Linked DNA regions of Homo sapiens: region 1 is linked to region 2. A link is an interaction called in ENCODE POLR2A ChIA-PET data of the cell type or tissue named here. Cell type or tissue: OCI-LY7. All regions are shown on one strand. Each heading gives the region's core, and the rest is flanking DNA. Links, peaks and the distances in the headings are about the cores only.

What was found. Peaks named below come from ENCODE experiments on the same cell type or tissue, not always from the same donor. Only the 100,000 strongest peaks of a DNase experiment are listed, where the experiment ranks them.
Region 1: POLR2A ChIA-PET joins it to region 2 with 11 read pairs; 1 of 35 experiments calls an interaction of 5 or more read pairs at or near these places.

The regions. Positions count from the first base shown.
Region 1 is chr17:64,088,233-64,095,874 of GRCh38, reverse strand. All of the region lies in intron 2 of ERN1 (endoplasmic reticulum to nucleus signaling 1), which reads left to right. Among named protein-coding and RNA genes, the nearest start is that of ERN1, 38 kb to the left of the region's middle. In OCI-LY7, for the core only: no CTCF peak of the experiment used is centred there; a DNase peak (open chromatin) is centred at 4,594; H3K4me3 peaks cover 556 bases; H3K27ac peaks cover 981 bases.
Region 2 is chr17:64,407,512-64,415,153 of GRCh38, reverse strand. No RefSeq gene overlaps it. Among named protein-coding and RNA genes, the nearest start is that of PECAM1, 20 kb to the right of the region's middle. In OCI-LY7, for the core only: no CTCF peak of the experiment used is centred there; DNase peaks (open chromatin) are centred at 2,533 and 3,033; H3K4me3 peaks cover 1,808 bases; H3K27ac peaks cover 2,069 bases.

The DNA.
Region 1 (7,642 bases), core at 3,081-5,580, 320 kb after region 2:
TTGAGTTCAGTCAGGAGTGAGGCCTGGAGAAGAGCGAAGGAGGCAGCAGGTCTAGGGTGCAGGAGCTTATCCCGTTTAGCAGGAGCTTAGCGTTTCCAGGTAGAGGGAGGGAGGATTACAAGGGGATGTTGAGCCTTACTGGATGGAGCACTTAGGCATTTGTATCTGACTGAACAGGAAATTGGGAGCTGTTAATGTGATTGAACAGGTGAGTGACTCAACAGGTGCTCGCTTTTCGATGACTCTAGCAGCTGTGTGTGGGATGACTAGAAACAGGAAGCAGACCTGGAAAGGGAGGAGGGATGGGAAGGGTGAGAGGCAAGCCAGAAATAGAATCAGTAGAATCTAGTGACTGACTAGGGAGGAGGAGTTACAAGACACTTAAAGAAGAATTAGATAAATCCAATTAAGGTCTAATAATTTCTTTTCTTTTCTTTTCTTTTTTTGAGACAGAGTTTCCCTCTGTTGCCCAGGCTGGAGTGCAATGGTGCGATCTTGGCTCACTGAAACCTTTGCCTCTTAGGTTGAAGTGATTCTCATGCCTCAGCCTCTTGAGTAGCTTGGATTACAGGCATGCGCCACTATGCCTGGCTAATTTTTGTATTTTCAGTAGAGATGGAGTTTCACCATGTTGGCCAGGGTGGTCTCAAACTCCTGGCCTCAAGTGATCTGCCTCTCAAAGTGCTGGGATTAAAGATGTGAGCCACTGTGCCCAGCCTAATAATTTCCAGTAGTATTCATGATGATCTGTTTTTCTAAGAATAAACTGGCATGTTTTAGTTCAGCCCTGGATACCAGTGGCCTTGACTTATATTTCTATACAAAGATTAAAGATGGTAATGTGCAGATACCCTGAGTTTTCAGTTTAATCTTGTGGTTATAACTGAAGATTTCAACATTTTTCTAAATTGTTAAATATAGATAAATGATAAAGGTATCCAGATGCTACTCTAGGTCCTGAGGATACAGCAAGTGAACAAAACAGGCAAACCCTTTTATCATAAAGCTTTCATTCTAGTGGGAAAACAGGAAATCAGTTACTTAGTAGTGACGAGAGGTTTGAAGAAAAAATGAAGTGGGGACATGGAATGGGCAGTACCAGGTTGGGGTGGGAGTCTGCAGTTTTAAACAGGGAGGGCTCCACGGAGAAGGTGTCATTTGAGCAAGAGCTCAAGGAGGCAAGGGAGTCTTGTAGACAGCCGGCATAGCGGGTCAAAGGTGGAGTGTCCTTAAAAAAAAAAAAAAAAAGAAAGGATGGGAGTGTCCCTGGCACGGTAGAGGAGGAGCACAGAGTTGATGTGGCGGGAGGAGATCAGCTCAGAGAGAGATGGGCCAGTCATACAGGGCAGGAGGGACCCAGCGCTTCCTTTACTTCACATGTACTATAAAGTTGCTTACTGAAACAAAATTTATAGTCAGTAAACTACGTATACACAGTTTCAAAAAGAAATAAACATATTACCGAACTGGTAATCTAAAACAAATAATAGGAAAGTATTTTTTTAATCACATAGATATAGCATGTAAATGCTCGGACACACGCTGACACTCCCCCCAGGAACAAATGCTGTGCCTGTTGATGCAGATGGAGACAAGTGCAGGATAGTTTACCACCATAGCCACGGCAACTGGATTTCCAGGACGGTGAACTGTTCTTGGTAGTGTTTCAAACAAAAGAAGTACAGCCTTACCTGCCTTACACAGTAGTTACGTTCCAAGAAAATTCTGTATATTATGAAAAAGTACATTTGTGCTTATGTGTAAAACAGGCTATAGCCTCGGATAATTAGTAAAGGGTTTTGGCCCATGAGAATGTCTGGCAGGACATCAGAGTGGCATGCAGATGCAGGGCAATCCTTGGTTGTACAGGACCGCTAGCATCCCTGGTCCCCCACACTTAGTGCCTGTAAAGTCCGCTAGTCTCTGTGACCACCAGAAAATACCTTCATCGATTTCTCAAGCATTCCCTGGGGAGCTGTGCTCTCCCTACGGATACCACTGGTGTAGGGCCTAGTGGCTGGTGTGAGGACATTGGCTTTTCCTCAGCCGTTGGAGGAACCTGAGGCAAGGAGCAACATGCCCTGTTGTTCTGGACTGAATATTTGTGTCATCCTTCCACTGCCATTCATAAGCTGAAGCCCTGGCCCTCAGTGTGATGGTACTTTGAGATGGGGCCTTTGGGAGATAATCATGAAGATGGGGCCCTTAGGATGGATGAGTGTCCTTATGAGAAGGGAGAGACCAGAGCTCGCTCATTCTCTCTCCACCATGTGAGGACATGGTGAGAAGGTGGCCGTCTGCAAGCCAAGAAGAGAGCCCTCACCAGAAACCAATCTCAGACTTCCAGCTTCCAGAACCATAAGAAATAAATTTCTGTTGTTCAAGCCCTCTAGTCTATGGTATTTTGTTATAGTAGTCTGAGCAGAGTAAGGCACATGGCCTCCACTTTACAAGATCAACAAGTGCTGTGTTGAAACTGAACAGATGGGGCCAGGAAGAAACTGGGAGGCCAGGCAGGGGTGTACTGCACTAGTCCAGACAAGAGAGGATACAAGCTTGGGTCTGAGTCTCAAAGAGGGATTCAGAGCTGAATGGAATAAACTTGCTGATGCAAACACATACCTTTAACTCACCAAACTGGGGTTCTTCAGAATAGAGGCCTGCAACTCCATTCGGCTGTTTACTTTTTTCAGGAGCCAATGAACTGGACATTTTTATGTATTTATTTACTTTTTTTTTTTGCTTTCTGTGGTGGTTTGGCAGGTGCTTTTGTTCCTCAGCCAAACGTGTTGTAGTTCCCAGAAATGGTGGTTTCTTACACCATAGTGGCAAATTATACGTAATAGAGAAAATGCGTTTTGTTTTCTGGAACTCATTTGGGTTGTGACATTTTACTTTAGGGGCCATCCTTCTAAGCACTGATTTTGTAGCTGTAGTCTGTCTTTCTCTAAAACCTCACCAGTGAATAGAGTTGAATATATTTCATCTCTGTACTTTTAGACGAAATGCAAACTGAGAATGTTGCCATCATGTTTTGTTTTAGATTAGCTTGCTTTGGCCTGATGGAGTTGAGAGGACTTTCTTTAGTATTTCCAGGGCTGGTGTAGGGCTTCTTGAGCTCACCTTAAAATACTAGTTAATGCTGATATTTAACACTCAAATCCCCATCAAATTACAGGTTATTCTATAGCAACCCTGCTCTATTCTTTTCTGTCTCCTTTCCAATAATAGTAGGCATGAAGAGCTGGGTCAAATTAGAACCATTCTTTACTAATCATGAAAATCTGCTAAATATGCAATATGACTACTCTCCTAGCCAGCTGGGCCCAGACTCCGGAGATGTCCCTTGAGTGGACATTTAGATAAATGATAAAGCTATCCAGATACTACTCCAGGTTCTGAGTATACAGCAGGTGAACAAAACAGGACATAATACTGGAGATTTCTTAGGAGGGAAGAGTCAGAACAAAGTTATTTGAAATTTGAAGACAATTTTATTCTCACGTGAGTGTCTCTTTCTAAACATGTGCCTCTTGCCACAGTTCCTCCCTGTGCTGACAGAATCACGGCCAAGCAGTATAGAAACTAGAGAAAATAGAATGATGCTGTGCTACTTCCCCCTTGATGCCCAGTGGTCACCAAGCCCTGTCATGCAGACTGGGAAGGACCCTGCAAACCTGACTCCTCTCTGGCCCCATTGCTGGTGCCTTAGCCAGGCTCTTGGCACTTATTTCCTAGGTGAATGCAGCAGCCTCCTGACCACCATCCATGCCCCCCGCACCTTAGCCCTCTCGTTCACTCATCACACTGCCCTCAGATACACCCCCAAAAAGACCAATTGGACCTAGCTGTACCCCTGCCTGCTGAAATGCTCTTGGTGTTGTCTATAGTGGTGGCGTTGTGCCTGCATCAGTGTGTGTGGTGTGTTACCTGTGAATGATGAGGAAAGGATAAATAGGGAGCGTGAGCATCATCCATGATGGGTTGGCCGTTTCAACAACTGGCCCTTCACCACTGCTAGTTTGAGAAGTGCTGCTCCACAGGGTCAAGTCTAAGCTCCTTAGTGCATGTGCAAGGCCATTCGTGGTCTCTCACCGCCGCCCCCCCGCCCCAACTCCCTGGGCTCCCTCCCCTGCCCAGCAGGTGCCCTACTTGCAGCCATGTAACTCCTTACCAGGCCTTGGAGACCTCTGGCCTTTGCTCATGCTCCCTCTCTACCAGCAGCCTGCAATGTTAGACAAGCTCCTGTTCATCTGTGAAGACCCCATTTACCTCCCTGGCTTCTCAAGCAGGGTGAGCCCATTTTTTCTCTGGGTTCTGGAGGTGCTTTTCTGAACCCTCTGTTGTGGCACTTCTGGCTTGTGTTGTAAATTTTTGTTCTCATTTGCTTCCTAGTGGATTTCTACCTCCTTACTGGGGCTCTGGGCAGCCAGGATGCTCAGTAAATGTCCAAGGCACTTGATGCTGACTCGGGTCCCAGAACTCTTCTGCCTGGACGTCTTTTGGGAGTCCTGAGAAACAAATGGGACTTGACTGCCTTCTCAGGATGAATCATTTGTTGCTTGTATCATAGTCATGACAGTTTCCGGTTCTGGTTTCTGATCTTGAGTTTTGCATGGCCTTTGGCAGTTGGTTTTTCTGTCCTGCTTTAGGCAGTGTGTGGGACTCTGGAAGAGTTGGAGATCTGTCTTCAGAAGTGCAATGGAAACATGAGAAGGGGAAATTGTGAAAAGTGATGATGTTTTGTTAATAGATCTAACCTGTTTTCTCTCAAGGACTTTTCTAGGCTTACAATATGCATCATCTACCTTTTTACCCTCACTGCTTAAGTATAAGAAAGGTGTTTATTTCCTCTTCATTGTTGTGAAGGATTGAAAATTAAGTTTTATGAAAGGGGCTGTGAGAGAAACCTGTTTTTACTTTTGAGCATCTTGGAAATGTGTTGGTTCTTTCTTTTTTTGTATTTTACTTTTAAACATAGACGGTTTAAAACATATCCAAATGTAGAAGTATTATGTAAAGAACCCCCATGTACTCATCACTCAGCTTCAACAGGGACTGGTTTGTATCTAGCCTTGTTCACCTGCACCCCCACTCACTTTCTTCCCTTATTTTTGGGACTTGCTTCAAAGTAATGCATTTCTCATTTCGGATGGCTCCTCTTAGCAGCTGCCACACACGTAGTAGCGTGGATCTCAGCTCCGATGGGTCGTCTTTGCAGCATTGGTTGGTGTGTGTTGGAATATGGTTGTGATTGTTGAAGTACATGGATAAAGTGCCTTATTTTGTCTGTGACTTAGTTACCTGTCCCTTTGTTCACTTTTGAGTGTCTGGTTTGATGGCACTCCATCACTCAGGAATGAATTCTGTGAAGTTATGACATCCTGAGAGGCATTTGGACACAGGCTGTAGTGTTGAATTGTCTTCAGTGCCTTCATGATTGATTATAACGTTCAGTGTGTTTTTTGGCCTGAGTTACTTCTGCCAAAGTAGAGATAAATGAGAACGCAGTAGACTTCAGCTGCTTTTAGTATGGGCAGTTTTCCGGATTACTTGGTCATTTCTATGTGATCGTCTTTGCCAAGTGTGACACTTCGTGACTTATGGAGGTTACCTCCAAAGAAAACTTATTACATCCTTTTCCAGTTCTGCTGAGATTAGAAATTGAGGAGCTTTTGATTAGATGTCTTTAAAAAAAAATGCTTTCCTCATGAAAGCTGAACTGTAAAGAATGTTTGAGACTTTCTGTCTTAAAATTTGGACCTAACAGCTTTAATGGGAGTTTATGGCTTAGGTTAATGAAGTGCTTTTTCTCTGGAGGGAAGGAATGAGCTGCCACTGGGGAGAAGTACTCCCTAATTGGGCCACTCGAATGTATGAAACATATTTGGGAGACTGAAGGTTTGAGTTAAGGAAGGGTGAATGGCTTTGTTTCTGCCAGTAATTTTTTTTTTTAATAAGAAAACAGTATTAGAACCTTAAGCACATTCTTGAGAAAATAGCAGTTGTTTACCTCATTCAGACTATGCCTTTCTAGTTTCACTGTTACCTGTCAGCCAGGGTTAAAATCTCCATGTCACCTTTAAATCGTTCCTTTCTCCCACTGCATTTATCTAGACAGGGCTCAGTTTTGCTGACACTCTTTTCCCTCCTGTCTGTTTCTGACTCCCCTCCACCCCGGCTCGGGTCTATCTGTTGCAGCACCTTTGTGATTCCTTCTCCCTTTTTCCCTTCATTTTGTGCCTCAATGCCCGCCTGTCTAACTTGCCTTCAGAGGACTTGTACAGGTTGAATATCCCTTACCCGAAATGCTTGGGACCTGAAGTGTTTCTGATTTTGGATTTTTTTAGGTTTGGAATATTTGCATTATATTTACCAGTTGAACATCTCAAATCTGAAAATCTGAAACCCAAAATGTTCCAGTGAGCATTTCCTTTGCACATCACGTTGGCGCTCAGGCTTCAGATTTTGGAACATTTCAGATTTTGGATTTTCGGATTTGGGATGCTCACCCTGTGTCACGTTCCTCTTTTTTTTTTTTTTTTTTTTTTTTTTTGAGATGGATTCTCACTCTTTTGCCCAGGCTGGGGTGCAGTGGCACGATCTCGGCTCACTGCAAGCTCTGCCTCCCAGGTTCACGCCATTCTCCTGCCTCAGCCTCCTGAGTAGCTGGGACTACACGTGCCTGCCACCATGCCCGGCTAATTTTTTGTATTTTTAGTAGAGAGAAGGTTTCACCATGTTAGCCAGGATGGTTTCGATCTCCTGACCTCATGATCCACCCACCTTGGCCTCCCAAAGTGCTGGGATTACAGGCGTGAGCCACTGCGCCCGGCCCACATTCCTCTTTTTCTCAGAGGCTTCCAGTTGGACTCTAGTGACCAACATTCCACATCACAAAGTTTTCAAGGCTTTCTTCCCCATGGTGTCACTGCCTGCAGTCCAGCTTCATTTGTGTTGTTCCTCAGGAGGAACATGTCACACTTACTGAGCCTGCGTCCTCTGTCCCGTGAACACAGTGACATTTTTTCACTCATGTTGTCTTGTCATCCCTGTGCTTGGGGCCGGCTGCCTTTATGAGGGTTTTCTGCTCCGAGTATTCCGGTCCCCACCTAGGAAAGCCTGTGGTGCATGCCCCATGTTCTAGCAGTTCGTTATGTGTGGTTCATGTGTATTAGCTTCGTAACTCAAACCATAAGCTCCCTTCTTTATCCTGCATGGCACTTAACAGAGAACCCAGCTGAAGCAGATATCTGACAGTTGTTTCTGAGATGTGTTTGGCGCATCTCAACAGAAAGTTACTAGTAGCAGGGTTGTCAGTCCTCTTCCTCCTCGGCGGGGAATGGGGGTGCATGTGTGTAGAGGATTACACAGACTATAAAGCATTTGAGACTTCATCTCTGCTCTTTGGGTCCTTAAATACCTTTCAAAAGGTATTTTGAATACCAACCCAGAACATTTAAAATCACTGCTAGGGTTACACTTAGAAGGGACTGGTTTGGGGACTTTCTAACTGTGTGGTAATATCTTAGTTGTGCAGAAGAGAGAGCTGATTTCCATTGCTGCGTTATGGGGGTCAGAAGGGTGGTCAGATGGGGTCAGAAAGAACAAGGTGGAGGAGGGCAGTAAAGCCAGAGGTCAT
Region 2 (7,642 bases), core at 1,993-4,492:
ACCAGGCCCGGCTAATTTTTTTTGTATTTTTAGTACAGATGGGGTTTTACCATGTTGGCCAGGCTGGTCTTGAACTCCTGACCTTAGGCGATCCACCTGCCTTGGCCTCCCAAAGTGCTGGGATTACAGGTGTGAGCCACCCTGCCCAGCCAAAGCTGTGTTTTTTTAAGCAACAATATTATTCTAGGCATTGTGCTAAATTTAACAGCTTTACCTACCATAAAACTCACCCATTATAAGTGTACAATTAATTCAGGGTCTCTTAGTTAGGCTTGCACATAAAATACAGGATATCCAGTTAAATGTGAATTCCAGGCTGGGCACAGTGGCTCACACCTGTAATCCCAGCACTTTGGGAGGCCTAGGCAGGCAGATCAGTTGAGGTCAGGAGTTCGAGACCAGCCTGGCCAAAGTGGTGAAACCCCCGCCCCTACTAAACATACAAAAATTAGCTGGGTTTGTGTTGCGTACCTGTAATTCCAACTACTTGGGAGACTGAGGCAGGACAATCGCTTGAACCAGGGAGGCGGAAGCTGCAGTGAGCTGAGATCGCGCACCTGTAATTCCAACTACTTGGGAGACGGAGGCAGGAGAATCGCTTGAACCAGGGAGGCGGAGGCTGCAGTGAGCCGAGATCGCGCCGGTAAACAGCAAATGTTTTCTTTTCTTTTCTTTTCTTTTTTTGAGATGGAGTTTCGCCCTTGTTGCCCAGGCTGGAGTGCAATGGCGCAATCTTGGCCCACTGCAACCTCCGCCTCCCGGGTTCAAGCGATTCTCCTGCCTCAGCCTCCCGAGTAGCTGGGATTGCAGGCATGTGCCACCATACCCAGCTAATTTTGTATTTTTAGTAGAGACAGGGTTTCTCCATGTTGGACAGGCTGGTCTCGAACTCCCAACCTCAGGTGATCCACCTGCCTCAGCCTCCCGAAGTGCTGGGATTACAGGCGTGAGCCACTGCGCCCAGCCCAGCAAATACTTTCTTAGTGTAAGTATATCCCATGCAATATGCAAGGATGTCCCATCTGAGACATACTTATATTAAAAATAGTATTTATTGCTTATCTGAAATTTAAATGGGCATCCTGTATCTTTATTGACGAAATTCGGGAACCCTACAATTTGTGAAGACAGAGTTGTACAAGCATCACCACGATCCAGTTGAGCACATTTTCTTCACCCCCAAAAGTTCCCTCTTGCCCAATGGCAGTCGTCCTCCGATCCCTCTCCAAGTCCCAGGCAACCTCTGGTCGGCATCCTGTCTCTATAGATTTGGAGAAGACTGTATTTTTAAGTGGAGAGACTTGGCTGTTACATAACTGTTTAGCACCCGAGTATTTGCATGAAGAGTTTCATTTCATTTTTTCAAGTGGAACCATGGAGGAGAGTGGCTGCCCAAGGTGGGGTTTGTCTTTTGCCGTCTGAGTGGCCCCTGGGATGCAGGTATGTCCATTATTTAAATCTCTTGGTGTTTACAGACCACATGGGTAACCCCTGTTGTGGCAAGGCTGAGGGCCTCTTCACCTGTCACTGAGTGTGGGGACTCTTTTCAGGCCTGGGCAGGGCAGGAAGTCTGGAGGGGATATCAGGTGATCAGAGGGCCATTCGAGAATGCTGCAGGCTACAGTGACAAAATGCTGGTCCTGGGCTATCTGAGACCAGTCCTGGAATGACTTAACTAAATTAAATCTTATGAATCAAGGTGCCTAGCACCGTGCCTGTTGCCTAAAGTGTAGCTGGAAAATAGTCTCCCACGAATCCAGAGTGACATTTGCTCCATACCCAGTTGGGCCTAAGCCTCTAGATCTAGAGATATCCATGAAGAATGGCTCTTGCTTTAAGAACTTAATTCTTTAGTGACTAATGTTTCTAGAGCATTAACCGCAGGCAAGCATTTTCTAAGAGCTTTACATATGTTAATGTCCAATCCTCACAGACACACTGTGAGGCAGATGCTCGCATTCTCTCCATCTTGCCTATGAAGAAATCAAGGCTCAGAGAAGTTAAGCAAATCCCCTGAGGTCACACAGCTAGTCTGGGCCTAGAAGAGCCTTTTCTCCTACTATTACTCTGTGTTGCTTCATAATATGGTGTAAGTTCTGTGGGAGCCCAGAAAGCAAGGCATCTGAGCTACTGGGAAGGAGGGATGAGACAAGTACCCTGAGGAGTTAGCTGACCAAGGAAGCAGGGAACAGCATTTCAAGCAGAAGGAACAGCACATGCAAGGGTTACAGGCAAGAGACCGTGGCCTGCATAAAGAGTGGCTGATGACGTTTGGGATAAACGACTTCCCAGAACATTTCAAAAAAACTCAAATGTTTTCTTTGGGGAAAATAGTCTGATTTTGGCAAGAGAAAGAATCTCAGAAGAGAGCCTTGAGACCTTCAGGAGCTATTGTTAACTTGGTGAATTGTCTCTGGTGCATCTCTCTCCCTCACAAGGCCTGTTTGTTCTTCTGTGATAAAAGGGCTAATAGCACCTGTGCTGTGGGCTCATTTAATAGAACACAGTCGTGTGTAGGGCGTAATAGAAGAGAATGGAATGGAATAATGTAGGTGGCATGCATCGAGAGCTTCGCATGTGGTGGCCACCCAGGTGTGGCACAGCCCTGGGCCCCGACGCATCCGCTCGGGCACCCATGCCTTACTGACACATTGAAGAGGAGCTGGGAATTTGTTTTCCATCTGGCAGAGCCCCTTCCGTCTTCCTCTACCTGCGGTTCTGGGGGCTCAGTCTGGAGAGGCGCCAGGCGGCTAACTGACTCTGGCATTGGGAATGCGTTTGCAGGGAGCCAGGGGAAGGGAGAAGTCTTACTGCCGGCTCCCTCCAGGCTCCCTTCCTCGTGATTTATCACTATGGAAACTGAGCTCCTTTCCTCTTCGCGCTGCCGGCTGGTGGGGGTGCACATTGTTGATGCCGTTGCCCCACAGATCAGAAGTTCCTTCCTCTTTCCTGCTGCAGAAATGCCACAGTAACCTACGTGGCCCAAGAACTGCAGCTCACACCTGAAGAGCCCAGTCTTGGGAAAAACAATCTCATCGGATTCCCCAGGGGTTACGGGGGCCTTCTGGGTAAGCAGAGCCGGCCTGAGAACAATGTCAGGGGAGAACAATGCAGCCACCGGGCTGAGCTGGTGGCCCTGCTGTTCCTCTTCCTTCAGCTTCCCTAGTTGGGGGTTAAAAATGGATTTACAGGCAGTCGCAAGTATATCATGTTAGGCGGCAGAAAACTGAAACTCAGAGTCTCTTAGTGTGGGCAAAGTCTCCCGCGACAACCCACTTGCTGCAGGTGCCCAGCCCTGCATATGCCCACCCATGACATATGCCCACCCACTGCATTTGCCCACTCACTGCATATGCCTACCCATCACATATGCCCACCCACTGCATATGCCCACCCACTGCATATGCCCACCCACTGCGTATGCCCACCCACTGCGTATGCCCACCCCCTGCACATGCCCACCCACTGCACATGCCCACCCACTGTGTATGCCCACCCACTGCGTATGCCCACCCACTGCACATGCCCATCCACTGCACATGCCCATCCACTGCGTATGCCCACCCACAGCATATGCCCACCCACTGCACATGCCCACCCACTGCACATGCCCACCCACTGCATATGCCCACCCACTGCACATGCCCATCCACTGCATGTGCCCACTCACTGCATATGCCCACTCATGACATATGCCTGTCCATTTCATGTGCCCACCCATGACATATGCCCACCCATGACATTCCCACCTAGTGCGTGTGCCTATCCACTGCATATACCCAACCCCTGCATATGCCCACCCATTGCATATGCTTGCCCATTACACATGCCTATCCACTGCATATACCCATCCACTGCATATGCCCACCCACCGCATATACCCACTCACTGCATATGCCCATCCACTACATATACCCACTCACTACATATACCCACTCACTACGTATACCCACTCACTACATATGCCCACCCACTGCATATGTCCTCCCATCACATATGCTCACCCACTGCACAGGCCTGGTGAGAGCTGGCTCTGCTGGACTTGGTCTGGCCCTCCGTAACCATTCCTTAGAGGCCAGTGCCTGGATTACAGCACCCTGGGCATGGCATCACATGTACCTGTGCCAGGTCCTAGACTCAAGGACACAGGGCAAGGGGGGATTCCAGAGACAACAAAGGAAGCTCCCTGGCCAGGAAGTCCTGAGACACTGCCAGGCCCAGCAGTCCCCTTGCTGGCCACACAGACAAGACATGGCCAACCTCAGGGCCTCAGGGTCCTTCTCTGTAAGTTGACCTAAGGGATTCCTCTGTAGCCTCATCCTATGGGGGATGGGAGAGAGGGAGCTAAGAGCACCTCCTACTTGCCCATCTCTCTCTTAAGAGAGGTTCATCTAAGAGTAGCTTTCTGGGGAAACTGGCCTTCAAACGACCTGGGAGAAAAACATTTCATTTAGGAGCTGAGGCTTGTCAATGCATCTCACAATGATTTGCAGAAATCCCCTTTACCTCCCTGAATATACAAGATCTTTTCTAGGTGCAAAATGTTCCTGTTTGTTTTCCGTTTAGAATTTCCCCTTATTGGGAGCATATTTTCTCCCTCTCACCCTCAGAGAAAATTTCCAGGTTCCTTCCACATTCTAAAGAGCAATGTGAAAATTCAAGGTTTTCTGTTTTGTTTTGTTTTGTTTTTTTTGAGACTAAATCTCGGTCTATTGCCCAGGCTGGAGTGCAGTGGTGCAATCTCGGCTCACTGCGACCTCCACCTCCCGGGTTCAAGCGAATTCTCCTGCCTCAGCCTCCTGAGTAGCTGGGCCCACGGCACGTGCCACCACACCTGGCTAATTTTTGTGTTTTTAGTAGAGACAGGGTTTCACCATGTTGGCAAGGCTGGTCTCCAACTCCTGACCTCAAGTGATCCTCCTGCCTCAGCCTCCAAAAGTGCTGGGATTACAGGTGTGAGCCATGGCATCCAGCCCTATTTTTTAAATAGAAATATTTTTATTGAGATAATAGTACATTTGCATGCATTTGCAGTAAATAATACAGAGATATGTGCCAGTTTCCCCTAATGGTAACATTTTGCAAAGCTACAGTACACCATCACAACCAAGTTTTCTGGGTTTTGTTTATTTGTTTGTTTTGTTTTTGAGACAGGGTCTCGCTCTGTTGCTCAGGATGGAGTGCCATGGCCCAATCATGGCTCACAGTAGCCTCCACCTCCCGACTCAAGCAATCCTCCCACCTCAGCCTCCCGAGTAGCTGGGACCACAAGCATGTACCCCCATGCCTGGCTAATTAAAAAACAAAATTCATGTAGAGATGGGGTGTCTCACTATGTTGTCCAGGGGGGTCTCGAACTCCTGGGCTCAAGTGATCCTCCCGCCTCAGCTTCCCAAAATGCTGGGATTACAGTCACCAGCCATAGCGCTGGCTGCAACTGGTCCATTTTTAAAAAGCTCTAATTAAAGCACGTCCTTGACATTTGGGAGGTATTCATCCACAAGCCCAGATGTGTTCTCACATTCTGAGTATTAGGAATGTTTACACAGGCTCCTGACGTGGTCCTAAATCACATGAATCTCATTTCTGTCTAGAAGCACCATTTCCTGTGCATATTCTCATACCCCAACTTGGCTGCCTTTTTGATTTTTACGTATCTATTTATTTCAATTGTGTTTAATCAGGTAATGAAGCTCTAAAGAAACAGGAAACATGGAGACAGTGGTATAGAACAAGGTGAAGGATTACATCCTTGCATAACCTTGGTGAATACATATGTTACATTCAGTGTATTTCAACTGTTTCAGACTTTGATCCCTTCCATCTTTGTTCTAGACCAAAGATTTTTCTATTGTGGAGTATTTCAAGAAGTCCTGAAATGTTTTTCTTTCTGTTTTGTGTTTTTTTTTTTTTTTGAGACAGAGTCTCACTCTGTCACCCAGGCTTGTGTGCGATGGCGTGATCTCGGCTCACCTCTGCCTCCCGGGTTCAAGCAATTCTCCTGCTTCAGCCTCCCGAGTAGCTGGGATTACAGGCGTGCACCACTATGCTCAGCTAATTTTTTGTATTTTTAGTAGAGATGGGGTTTCATCATGTTAGCCAGGCTAGTCTCAAACTCCTGACCTCAGGCGATCCACCTGCCTTGGCCTCTCAAAGTGCTGGGATTACAGGTGTGAGCCACCGCACCGGGCCCTGAAATGTTTTTCTTCCAGAGGCCCTGTGTGAGGAATTAGGGCTCAGGGCTGAAGGCAGGCAGCCAGCATCACCACTTCAGCTGTGGGATCGTGGACAAGAGTACTAACCTCTCTGAGAGTCTTGTTTCTCTCTTGTAAAAAGAGGGTAATAACAGTAACTGACTCATAGGATTAAAGGAAACGTGAGAAATATGTAAGCACTCAATAAATATTAGTTATTATTATTTAAATAAAAGCTCCATAGCGGAGTCTTATAATTTTTAGGAGTAAAATCATAACTCTCATGCAAATATAATATGAACATGTGTCAAATATTTTATTTAACTTATCAATTAATGAGTGAACCAGTGAAATGCTATAACTTACTCAAAGGAGAATCAAAGAGGATATGTATATATGATTAGATTGATTGACCAATTGATCATTAGATATGCAGATATCTACCATCAGGGATGCTAAAATGAGTTGGCTTAAAAGATGTAAAACTGGTTGGGTGCGGTGGCTCACGGCTATAATCCCAGCACTTTGGGAGGCTGAGGCGGGTGGATCACCTGAGGTCGGGAGTTTGAGACCAGCCTGACCAACATGAAGAAACCCCGTCTCTACCAAAACATACAAAATTAGCTGGGCGTGGTGGTGCATGCCTGTACTCCCAGCTACTCGGGAGGCTGAGGCATGAGAATCACTTGAACCCAGGAGGCGGAGGTTGCAGTGAGCCGAGATTGTGCCATTGCACTCCAGCCTGGACAAGAGCGAAACTCCGCCTCAAAACAAAAGATGCAAAATTGCTCAATATCATTAGGGGAATTATCAACTGCATCATCCCCACTGGTCACAACTTGCATTTCTCTGGACAACCTGGAAAATTATAAGATATCTCAAAGACAATGAAAGGCACAGAAACCTCAAAGAGTCAGATAAGCTGGAAGAATGTGCTAGATTGCCTCTACTTTTTGTTGAAGACACCCAGGAATGTTTTAGGCCTATTTCAAACCCTTTCACAATTTTTCCTGATGCTTGTTCATTTGATATGAGGTCAAAGGACAATACTTAACGTGACCCATATCCCTATAGAGTTTTATGATATTGAGGCCCGCAGTGGCCTTATGAGGAGCAATCTACAGGCTGGTGAGCTGAGGCTTGGTAGACTTGGCTCACATGAGTTCAGAAGTCCACAAACCTCCCCCAGGGCAGCTCATCCTCCCTTTCTTTTTTCTTTTCTTTTCTTTTTTTTTTTTTGAGATGGAGTCTCGCTCTGTCACCCAGGCTGGAGTGCAGTGGTGTGATCTTGGCTCACTGCAACCTCTGCCTCCTGGGTTCAAGTGATTCTCCTGCCTCAGCCTCCCTAGTAGCTGGGATTACAGGTGCCTGCCACCATGCCTGGCTAATTTTTGTAATTTTAGTAGAGATGGTGTTTCATCATGTTGGACCAAGCTGGTCTCGAACTC